3 separate regions of the Mus musculus genome follow, and all the other regions are linked to region 2. The links are chromatin contacts, found by Hi-C or POLR2A ChIA-PET in ENCODE. All regions are on one chromosome and are shown on one strand. The core of a region is the stretch at or near the end of the contact, and the rest is flanking DNA. Distances in the headings are between cores, read along the strand shown. Region 1 holds the start of Atad5 (ATPase family, AAA domain containing 5). Region 2 holds the start of Tefm (transcription elongation factor, mitochondrial). Region 3 holds the start of Rnf135 (ring finger protein 135).

Region 1 (3,492 bases), core at 38-2,537, 53 kb before region 2:
ACCTGCCTCTGCCTCACAAGTGCTGGGACTAAGGCATGTGCCACCACTGCCCCAGCAGCAGTTAAATCTTTAACCACTGTGACTGGGTTTTACAAAGACTGTTTATAATGGTTAATTGTGGGCTGGGTGTGTAGCTCAGTAGCCCAGCCCATGCTTTCTGAGGCCTGAGAGATGACTCAGTTGTAAAGGGCTTTGTTGCTCTTGCAGAAGACCTTGGTTTGGTTTCCAGCATCCACAATGGTAGCTCAAAACTGCCTGTAATTCCAGTTCCATGTTCTCTTCTGGCCTCCAATATATACACACCAGGCAGTGGTGGCGCACGCCTTTAATCCCAGCACTTGGGAGGCAGAGGCAGGTGAATTTCTGAGTTTGATCTACAAAGTGAGTTCCAGGACAGCCAGGGCTATACAGAGAAACCCTGTCTCAAAAACAAACAAACAAACAAACAAACAAACAAGAAAAAATATATTTGTGTGTGTGATGTGTATAATATGTTCCTGTGGGTTAGTGCAGATGTACATACATACATGCAGAGTACAGAGATCAACATGAGGTGTCTTTTGGCTGCCTCTTTTCTTCCTTTTTTAGATTTTTCGTGATAGGGTTTCTCTGTGTAGCCTTGGCTGTCCTGGATTTCTCTCTGTATACCAGGCTGGCCTCAAACTGCTGGTCTGCCTGTTTCTGCTAACTCCAGAGTGCTGGAATTAATGGTGTGAGTGTGCCTCCGTTGCCTGGCTCCTCTATCTCTTTTTATCTTCTGTCTGTCTGTCTTTCTGTCAGTCAGTCTATCTACATATCTATCTATATAACGACAGAGTCTCTCGGCTGAAATGGAACTTTCTACGTAGTCTGGCCTCAAACTTAAAGATATCTGCTGCTCTGCCGTCCAAGTGCACCACCACTTCCTGGCTTCAAAAATATAATTTTAAGAATAGCTAAAGTCGCCGGGTAGTGGTGGCACACGCCTTTAATCCCGGCACTTGGAGGCCAGCCTGGTCTACAGAGTGAGTTCCAGGACAGCCAGGGCTACATAGAGAAACTCTGTCTTGAAAAACAAACAAACAAAAAGAACGGCTAAAGTCTAAGTTAATTCGGCCACCAAATGATTAGGTAATCTTAGACAAAACACGTCTTCAATAAGTCAAACTTTAACATGGAAGTGCGAATCTCTGAAATTCAACTAGATTCCTAATCTAAAATTGCTACAATCGCGCGCAGATTCGCCAAAGGAAGTAGTTTGTCCTTCGCGGCTCACCGTCTGCGCAGCCTCCGACAGCGGTCGTAGGCTCCGCCCCCTGCGCTCCGGACGGCGGGAAAACCCAATTGACAGAACTCCCGCCGAAGCCCCACTAGTCCGATCTGCGTTCTGTGGGGCTCGAGCGCTTATTCTGGAGAATCTGCCCCGGGGGCACCTTGTATTGTCCCGCCGCCACCTCGGGGCCTGAGCCCGGGCTTCCCGTACATCTCTGTCTGAGTCTGACTCGGCGGCCCTGGGCCCAGCCTCTCACTCGCGTCCGGCCGGTGGTCTCTACGAGACCCGAGACGGGCTCCCCGGCTCGCAGCTCGCTCCCACTGGACCTGCCGCCCCTATGGCCTCCAGCCAGGCTGGGCCGGACCTCTGAAGGGCCTAGGAGCCCGGGTTCTAGGAGGCAGAGATCATGGTGGGGGTCCTGAGCATGGCGGCGGCTGCAGCACCCCTTCCTGTGAAGGACTACGAGATTGAGGTGAGGATCCGTCAAGTTCCTTTCTGCCAGTGTTGGGGAATTGTGGCGTGAGGATGGGGGGAGTCCTGCGTGCTTCTGGGACGAGGAAGGAGGGACACGATGACCCACAGTCATAATTTTGTGTGGGATAGTTGCCTCAGTGTGCCGTGTAAAGCTCTCACAAAAGCGTTGGCATTTTAAGATATTTTCGGGCTGGTTGTTAAGTCAGGATTTGAAAACTACAGTTCCCGGGTCCTTGAAACGTTGGTGGAATAGCATGTCACCAAGGATTTCAGGGTCACTTTCTTTGTTCATGATGATGTGGGATCACAGAACGGCGAAGAAGATGAAGCTTTAAGTTCAGCTAGTCCCGTACTAATACCTGTCCTAGGAATTCCATTTAGAATGTCACTTAAATGGATCAAGTAAGGAACTTACCGTGACCGCAGAGCTTAATGTAATGTAGTTAAGAGTCTCAGTGACATGTAGGTGCTTAATATTTACCATGTTTTAGAGAATACACTAAGTAGAGGACAGTGCTTAATGTAGGAAGCCCTTGCTTTCTGAGAAAGAAAGAGAAATATATACTAAACAACTATAAAGATATTCTATGCCGTTTAGAAGTAGTTTTTAGGATCTTAAAGTACATCTCTGACCTACTTTTTCTTCTGTCATCATTACAGGCTTGTGCCTCTTCAGAGATGCTATGGTTTTTATACACCATATACCAGGCTAGCTTTCTGATGTGTTCTGGTGCCCTTAAAGTGAGCTAAGATGTGTATTCACTTAAATTCTAATTCTTAATTTTTATAATTAAGTAACTTTTTCAGCTACAGAATATTTATATTATTTACTGTGTAGCACAGCACATCTCAAATTCATCACCTACTCACCTCAGCCTGCTTATTCAGGGATCACAGGAATGCACCATTCACACCCCGTTAATCGAGTTTTTTTTTTTTTTAAAAGATTTATTTAAATGAGGACACTGTAGCTGTCTTCAGACACACCAGAAGACATCATATCTCATTACAGATGGTTGTGAGCCACCATGTGGTTGCTGAGAATTGAACTCAGGACCTCTGGAAGAGCAGTCAGTGCTCTTAACCGCTGAGCCATTTCTCCAGCCCCAAGTTATATTTTAAAAATTAATTTGCTTAAGATTTCCATACCAGTAGATGTCAGGTCTAGTACTTGAACTTAGATCTTACTTGAGTGTCTGTTGTGTGGTGCCTCTGATACCATCTCAAAGCTTTAAAGATGATAATAATAAATTCACTTTTAATTCACTTATTATTTCAACATATTTAATTTTACCTCATTTATCTAAATGGTCAAAATTTGTCCCAATATCGTTTATTATTCCTGCCAGTTATTTTGAATGTTATTTTTACCCCTTACAAATTCTTCTTACCCTTTAAAATTATTTTGTTACATTTATTTATTTATTGTATGTGCCAGGATCAGCATATGTGTGAAGATCAGAGGACAACTTGTGAGAAGAGAAGGCTGGTGAATCTCTTAGTTTGAGGCCAACTTGATCTAGAGAGAGTTCCAGGATAGCCAAAGCTACATAGAGAAACTTTCTCAAAAACAAAAACAAACAAACAAACAAACAAAAAAACCCCCAAAATTCAATAATTCAAATATATGAGCCTATGGTAGGCATTCTTAATCAAACCATCACCACAACATATTTGCTTAATTTAGTGAATTTCTAGGCCAGGTTTAAGGATCTTTATAAGTAGATAATATTATTTAGACTTCTTTGAGCTCTCATCTTGTAGCC
Region 2 (3,449 bases), core at 174-2,673:
GAGACAGGATGTCACTGGATAGTCTTCATACTCAAATTCAGTATGAAGACCAGGATGGCCTTGACTTCATAGTAATTCAGCTGCACCAGGATAGCCAGTACTACACAGAGGCGCTGTCTCAAGGAAGAAGCTGTAGTTGCCTGGCACTGTAACTCCGTATGTACAACCTCAGCACCTGAGGGGCAGTCCATACAAGATTCAGATTCCAAGAGTTTTATGACAGTCTGGACTACCTGAGACCTCATCTCCAAAAATTTAATTAATTAAAATAAAGAAATTGTAGTCTTCTCGGGATAAGTAGAGTCCACCTTTAATACCAGCATTTGAGCCAGGCAGTGGTGGCACGTGCCTTTAATCCCAGCACTTGGGAGGCAAAGACAGGTCGATTTCTTAGTTCAAGGCCAGTCTGGTCTACAAAGTGAGTTCCAGGACAGCCAGGGCTACTCAGAGAAACCCTGATTCAAAAAAACCAAACAAACAAACAAAACCAGCATTTGGGAGGCAAAACCAGGCAGACCTCTGAGAGTTCATGGCCAGACTGGTCTAGTACAGTGTTCCAGGCAATGAGACTGTTTGCTAAAGTAAAAACAATCAAAAAAGTTAAGGGCCAGTTAGATAGGACCTAGTTTCTGGCAAGGCCTTGGTTTCTATACCTAGAACCACTTAATTTTAATTAAAATTATTTCAAATGTCTGCTACTTATGGCATTTATAATATTATGAGGATTTTTTGTATCGCCTCTTATGATTGATCTCCAGTTCCATTTTTTACTAGTTTATCATCTGATGGAACTAAAGGAAATTAAACTTTATACGTTTATAATAAATGTTTTAGCTGGTCAGGAGTGGTGTTCCTCACTTGCAATCCTAGCATTTAGGAGATGGAAGCAGGAAGATCAGGATTTAGCTACATAGTGAGTTGCAGGCCAGCTTGGGCAACATGGAGCTCTGACTGGGGCAAGCGGGGGCTGGTGATATTAACTAAGTGGTGGGGACGGTTTATTTTGTTCTGCATGGTTCTCAATATTGCTAACAAGGCTGTATTTTTGCAAGCAGTCTACATTGTGCAATGGATAACTTTATAAGACAGTGTAAAGTCATCCTCCCAGCGCGGCCACAGGAAGACGACACAGCCAGAGGCTAAGCGAGCTACTCCGGCCCGGGAAGGGGCGCACGCGCGTGGACCCCGGGCCATTAAAGCGGACGGGCTCCGGGGCTGGGGGACATGAACGCCCCTCAGCTCCGCTACAGCTCCACGCTGGACAACCGGACACAGGGCAGAAGAGAACCACTCCCGGTTACAGGCTAGTGACTGGAAAGCAATCCACCTCGTGCTCAGGAACCCTACCTCCGGCCTTGATGAGGCAAGCAAGGTTTGTCCTCCAAGCCATCGCCAGGCTCTTTCCCACGCCTGTGTTCCTCCTCAACTTCCGGTTTCGTGTGCTCCAACAAAAAGTGCTCGGCCGGGGCTGGGCAGAAGGGTTCCGGCGAAAGCGACAGTCTCAGGGAAATGCCAACGGAGTTCCTAGTAATTGATGGCTGATGGTCTCTGGAGAAAGTGTGGCCGTTCGGGATCGCCGAGATGCATAGGAGTAGACTAGGTTTAATCCTGTTTTGGGGCGAGTCTCCTCTGGGTTCCCAGACACACAGCAGACAGTGGGGAGCCTATATGCACACATGTAACCCTGTCCGGAGTTGAGAGGAGGAGTATCTGGGAGAGATGCACGGGATAAGGCCAATGTATGAGGTCGCTTTGACGCTGGGCACTTTTGACTGTTTGAAAAGGATGGGGGGAGGTGAGTCTGGAGCCACATTTGATCCTTGGAATGCGAAGTGGAACAGTTGAAAAAGTCGGGCAGGTTGCTTGTTTTTTAGTTGCAAAGTCAGATTAGAGGGGCTTTCTAGAAAAAAAGAAAATTGGTCATTTGCAGCCAATGTGAGGCTGGACTGTAGAAGAACCTGAGGACAAGAAAGAGGAATCGGAAAGTTATTGTGATATGTTTTATAAAACAATTGTTGTGTTTTATGGAGCGCGGTATGGTGTGGTGAGGTGCCCATCCTGAGGCATCCCCTCCTCTCCGAGGTACCCAGCTCCAGTATGGCATAGAGTTTATTGGGGGGGGGGGGAGTTAAGAAGGGAGTAGAGGCAGGGAAAGGGGGGAGAGAGAGAGAGAGAGAGAGAGAGAGAGAGAGAACACGAACGAACTGGTGGCCCAGTACACGTTGAAGAGGACGGGGAGGGAGAAGAGGAGAGAGGGGAAAAGGGGTCAGAGAGAAAAGAGTCAGAGAGGGCAAGCAGTTCCTTTTAGAGCAAAGCCAGGCCTACCTGGCTGTTGCCAGGTAACTTGGGCGGGGCGTAGGAGGAATGACAACAGATTTTCTTGCCAAGGCAGAGTGAACTGTGGGGAATGAAACCTGGGCTAAGGAAGAAGAGTGGAAAAGGGTCTAGTAATGGGTTTGTGGTTATATTAGACGTCGTAGCTAACCTATAATGCCCACACTTAGGAGCATGAGGAGAATTGTGAGTTTGAGTCCAGTCTAGGCTATGTAATGAGTTTGAGGCCACCCTAGACTACAAAAATGACTCTGTCTCAAAAGGCATCAACAACAAAAGCTATTCACAGGCTCAGCCGTTCAGAGTACTTGTTGCTCTTGTGGAGGATCCGGCTTTGGTTCACAACATCCACATGGTGGCTGACAACCATCTATAATTCTGGTTCCGGGGATGTCCAATAACCTCTTCTGACCTCCACAGGCACCAGGCACAGACTTGGCACACAGACATACATGTAGGCAAAACACTCATATACACAAATTAATAAGTCTAAAATAAAAGTTATTCTTAAGAGAGCCTGGGGGCTGGAGAGATGGCTCAGCGGTTAAGAGCACTGACTGCTCTTCTGGAGGTTCTGAGTTCAAATCCCAGCAACCACATGGTGGCTCACAACCATCTGTAATGGCATCTGATGCCCTCTTCTGGTGTGTCTCTGAAGACAGCGACAGTGTACTTACATATAATAAATAAATAAATAAATATTTGAGAGAGAGAGAGAGAGAGAGAGAGAAAGAGTGCCTGGTGTGGTAACACATTCCTGTACTCAAGCATGAATTCCAGGTCAGCCTGGGCTGTCATAGTAAGACCTAGTCTTAAAAAAAAAAAAAAAGGGTTAGTTAGGGAAACTCATGGAAATTCTATGAATCTTAATGATGTCTCCAGAATGTAAGGATCTAACAAAAATAAAGACAATTTTAAAATCTTCCAAATTTTTTTTTCTTTTTAGGTTTTTTGAGACAGGGTTTCTCTGTGTGTAGCCCTGGCTGTCCTGGAACTCACTCTGTAGACCAGGCTGGCCTCGAACTCAGAAATTCACCTGCCTCTGCCTCCCAAGTGTTGGGATTAAAGGCGTGCGCCACCACACCCTGCTCAAAATTTTTTAAAACACAAAATTT
Region 3 (3,350 bases), core at 196-2,695, 42 kb after region 2:
TTACTGATTTTTTTTTAATTCCCCGGTCAGAGAAGCTGCAATACAAATTCTGGATGTGTCTCTCCAGAGTGCAGCTCCCTGGGGAGGTGGATCCTCTCTAGCTTCTAAAGTTCTTTGGACCTGACTGCTGAGGTACCTGCTAGAGCAGTGATTCTCAATGAGTGGGTCATAACACCTTTGGCAAACTCCTATATTCACATGACTATTCATAACAGTTGCAAAATTACAGTTGTGAAGTAGCAAGAAAATTATTTTTTAAAGATTTGTTCATTTATTTTATGTATATGAGTACACTGTAGCTGTCTTCAGACATACCAGATCCCATTACAGATGGTTGTGAGCCACCATGTGGTTGCTGAGTACTGAATTCAGGACCTCTGGAAGAGTAGTTGGTTATTTTTTTTTTAAAGATTTATTTATTTATTATATGTAAGTAAACTGCAGCTATCTTCAGACACACCAGAAGAAGGCATCAGATCCCATTATGGATGGTTGTGAGCCACCCTGTGGTTGCTGGGCATTGAACTCGGGACTTTGGAAGAGCAATCAGTGCTCTTAACTGCTGAGCCATCTCTCCAGCCCTGATTTACTTATTTTTTTTTCTTTTTCCATTTTTTTTTTTTTTTGGTTTTGTTTTGTTTTGTTTTTCGAGACAGGGTTTCTCTGTATAGCCCTGGCTGTCCTGGAACTCACTTTGTAGACCAGGCTGGCCTCGAACTCAGAAATCCGCCTGCCTTAAAGGCGTGCTCCACCACGCCTGGCTTCCAATTTTTTGTTAGGTATTTTCTTCATTTACATTTCAAATGCTATCCCGAAAGTCTCCTATACCCTCCCCCCAGATTTACTTATTTTTAAGAAGAGCAAATAAAGACTGAGGCTGTCTTTTTTTTTTTTTTTTTTTTTTTTAATTAATTATATGTAAGTACACTGTAGCTGTCTTCAGACACACCTGAAGAGGGCATCAGATCTCATTACGGGTGGTTGTGAGCCACCATGTGGTTGCTGGGATTTGAACTTCAGACCTTCGGAAGAGCAGTTGGGTGCTCTTACCCACTGAACCATCTCACCAGCCCCTGAGGCTGTCTTTTAATGTCATTTAATGCATATGAGTACACTGTAGCTGTCTTCGGACACACCAGAAGAGGGCATTAGATCCCATTTTTGTTGCTACTTCATAACTGTAATTTTGATACTCTTATGATTCTAAAATGAGTTCCTGAAGCGGACCTTCTTCATAGCTTAAGTTGTTGGGGTTGCGTGTTTGTGGCTAGGCGAGCAGGACCCAACTACTAGAGAGAGATGATTTTTCCAGGCCAAAATCCAGGCAGGTAGCCAGCAATGTCCGGCGCTTTTAGAGGCTGGGGAGAATTAGCAGCTGGGCGGGTCGAGCTGATGGGAGGGGCGGGGCGAGCTGATGGACAAGGCGAAGTGTTGCCGGGGAAGTTAGTAGGACAAGGCGGAACCTAAGGGTGCTTCCTGGCTGTCGCCTAATTATGGCGGCCGTTTGTTCTGGCAATGCAGTCCCCGTGTGGCTGAGCGAGGACGACCTGAGCTGCATTATCTGCCAAGGGCTACTAGACCAGCCCACCACGCTGCCCTGTGGCCACAGCTTCTGTCTCCGGTGCCTCCATGACCTGTGGGTCTCGAAGCGTGGGGCCGTGGATGGCTGCCCTTGGGCTTGCCCCATATGTCGGAAGGGTCCCTTGACAAAGCCCAAGCTGCACAAGAACCCGCTGCTGCAAGACCTGGTGGACAAGTACCTCCAAGCGGCGCGGGAGGTCGAGGCTGGCTCGGAGCCTGAACCCGCCCCCGCGCCGCGTTCTGCGCCCCAGGTAGGAAGCCTGCACCGGACTTCCAGATCTCTTTTTCTGCCACAAAATTTGCTCAGTCTAATCTGTTTTCTGGAGAACCTTAAAAAGTTTATAGCTGTATAAAGAAATACAAAAGCCCAATGTGGTGGCCCCATGCCTGCAATTCCCCGTTTTGGAGTGGCTTGCCCCACAGGGCCAGAGTTACATAGTAAGATCCCATCACAAACAGTTAAAAATCCAAGTCCCATCCACCCGAGGTGTGGTGCACACTTGTATAGTTTTAGTTTTTCCCAGCCTTCTGTGATGTCTGGAGATTCTTAGTGTGGTAGAATGTATGTGCCACAAAAATTGCCATTTTCCCCCTTAACTCAATTGGCCTATTTGTATATTTATTGAGACAGGGTCTAACTAGACTAGACTAGGATGGCATTGAACCTGGGGTGACTCCCTCGGCTTTCCAAGTCTGGGATTACAGGTGTGGGCCACTTGAACTCAAAACTTTGCCTGCTTCTGCTTTTCAAGAGCTGGGATCAAACACAGGTGCCACGACTGGCCATCTGAACAATTTTTTAGTGTACAGTTCGATGGCATCTCTCTTATTTCCAATACTGTGCTTCTGTCACCGCTGTTGCCAAGGTAATTTCATCAACTTAAAAAAGACCTCTGTACCCACTCACTAAGCAATAACACCTGATTCCTGTCCCTCCAGCCTCTCTGTATCTCATCTCTCATAAGCTTTATGTCTGAGTTTACCTGTTATATTAGGTCAGAAAGCGACGCACTGAGACCACCACTCCCATTCAAAGGCAAGAGTGTTTTTTGTTTGAAGAAAGCAAGAACCCTGCATGCAGGGGCCAGCCACTTATAAAAATGGTGACCCCAGACAAAGGGGCACAAGGCATCCATGGGAAACTAGAGGAATTTTATCAAACATTAGGTAATCTAAAACTTCATTAGTGGGTGCTGGGGAAGTTACATGGGTTGGTTTCTGATTAGCTGCTATGTTAGATTTACTATACTTGGGGAGGCCTTGAGGAAATCCCAGGAGATGACTCAGCTCTGAGCTTCCAGAGCCATTGATTATTAACAGCCCATTGTCTCAATCTGCTTCCCTGGGAAACTGAAACTTTTCTACTTCCAAGGTTTTTATTTCATTTTATTTTTTAGGGGACCTCTCATTATACATGTTTCATGTAAATGGGCCCCTTTGTGTCTAACTACTTTCAGTTTCATATTTTCAGGGCTGCTTGATGTTTCAGCATGTATCAGATCATCATTGCTTTGTGTGGCTGTTTTATCATCTCTGTGGATATGTAAGACCCCCGAAGCTGTGCCTCCCCTCAAGTCCTGGGATGAGCTGGCCAGCACGTCAATGACTTGAGAGAAATCCACACCTGATGCAAACTGCAAGAGGTTTTATTATCAGCTAGCTGAGGATGAACTCCTCAACGCCCTGCAGGGCAGGAGAGTTCGACCCTGAGCAGTAACAGTAGGGGGCTTTTAACAGCTAGCTGAGGAATTGGGAGGAGTTGGGAGGAG

What was found. A loop is a pair of places that touch in the nucleus more often than their neighbours do. ChIA-PET counts read pairs that join two places held with the same protein, here RNA polymerase II (POLR2A).
Region 1: a map of left cerebral cortex shows a loop between it and region 2 (2.3-fold over the local background). The contact joins the promoter of Atad5 here to the promoter of Tefm in region 2. A Hi-C loop is called at or near these places in 7 of 37 maps with a recorded cell type or tissue (T-helper 1 cell, adrenal gland, heart and 2 more). POLR2A ChIA-PET finds 5 or more read pairs at or near these places in 4 of 5 experiments (Patski and embryonic stem cell).
Region 3: a loop to region 2 is called in a map of heart, with 4 times the contacts of the local background. The contact joins the promoter of Rnf135 here to the promoter of Tefm in region 2. A Hi-C loop is called at or near these places in 7 of 37 maps with a recorded cell type or tissue (adrenal gland, heart, left cerebral cortex and 1 more). POLR2A ChIA-PET finds 5 or more read pairs at or near these places in 4 of 5 experiments (Patski and embryonic stem cell).

Annotation. Positions count from the first base shown.
Region 1 is chr11:80,088,113-80,091,604 of GRCm38, forward strand. It overlaps Atad5 (ATPase family, AAA domain containing 5), which reads left to right and starts at 1,288. Exons shown (of 23, transcript NM_001029856.2): 1 at 1,288-1,724. The coding sequence starts at 1,659.
Region 2 is chr11:80,140,730-80,144,178 of GRCm38, forward strand. It overlaps Tefm (transcription elongation factor, mitochondrial), which reads right to left and starts at 1,424. Exons shown (of 4, transcript NM_183275.2): 1 at 1,348-1,424. The coding sequence starts at 1,390.
Region 3 is chr11:80,182,424-80,185,773 of GRCm38, forward strand. Rnf135 (ring finger protein 135) reads left to right here and starts at 1,446. Exons shown (of 5, transcript NM_028019.4): 1 at 1,446-1,832. The coding sequence starts at 1,494.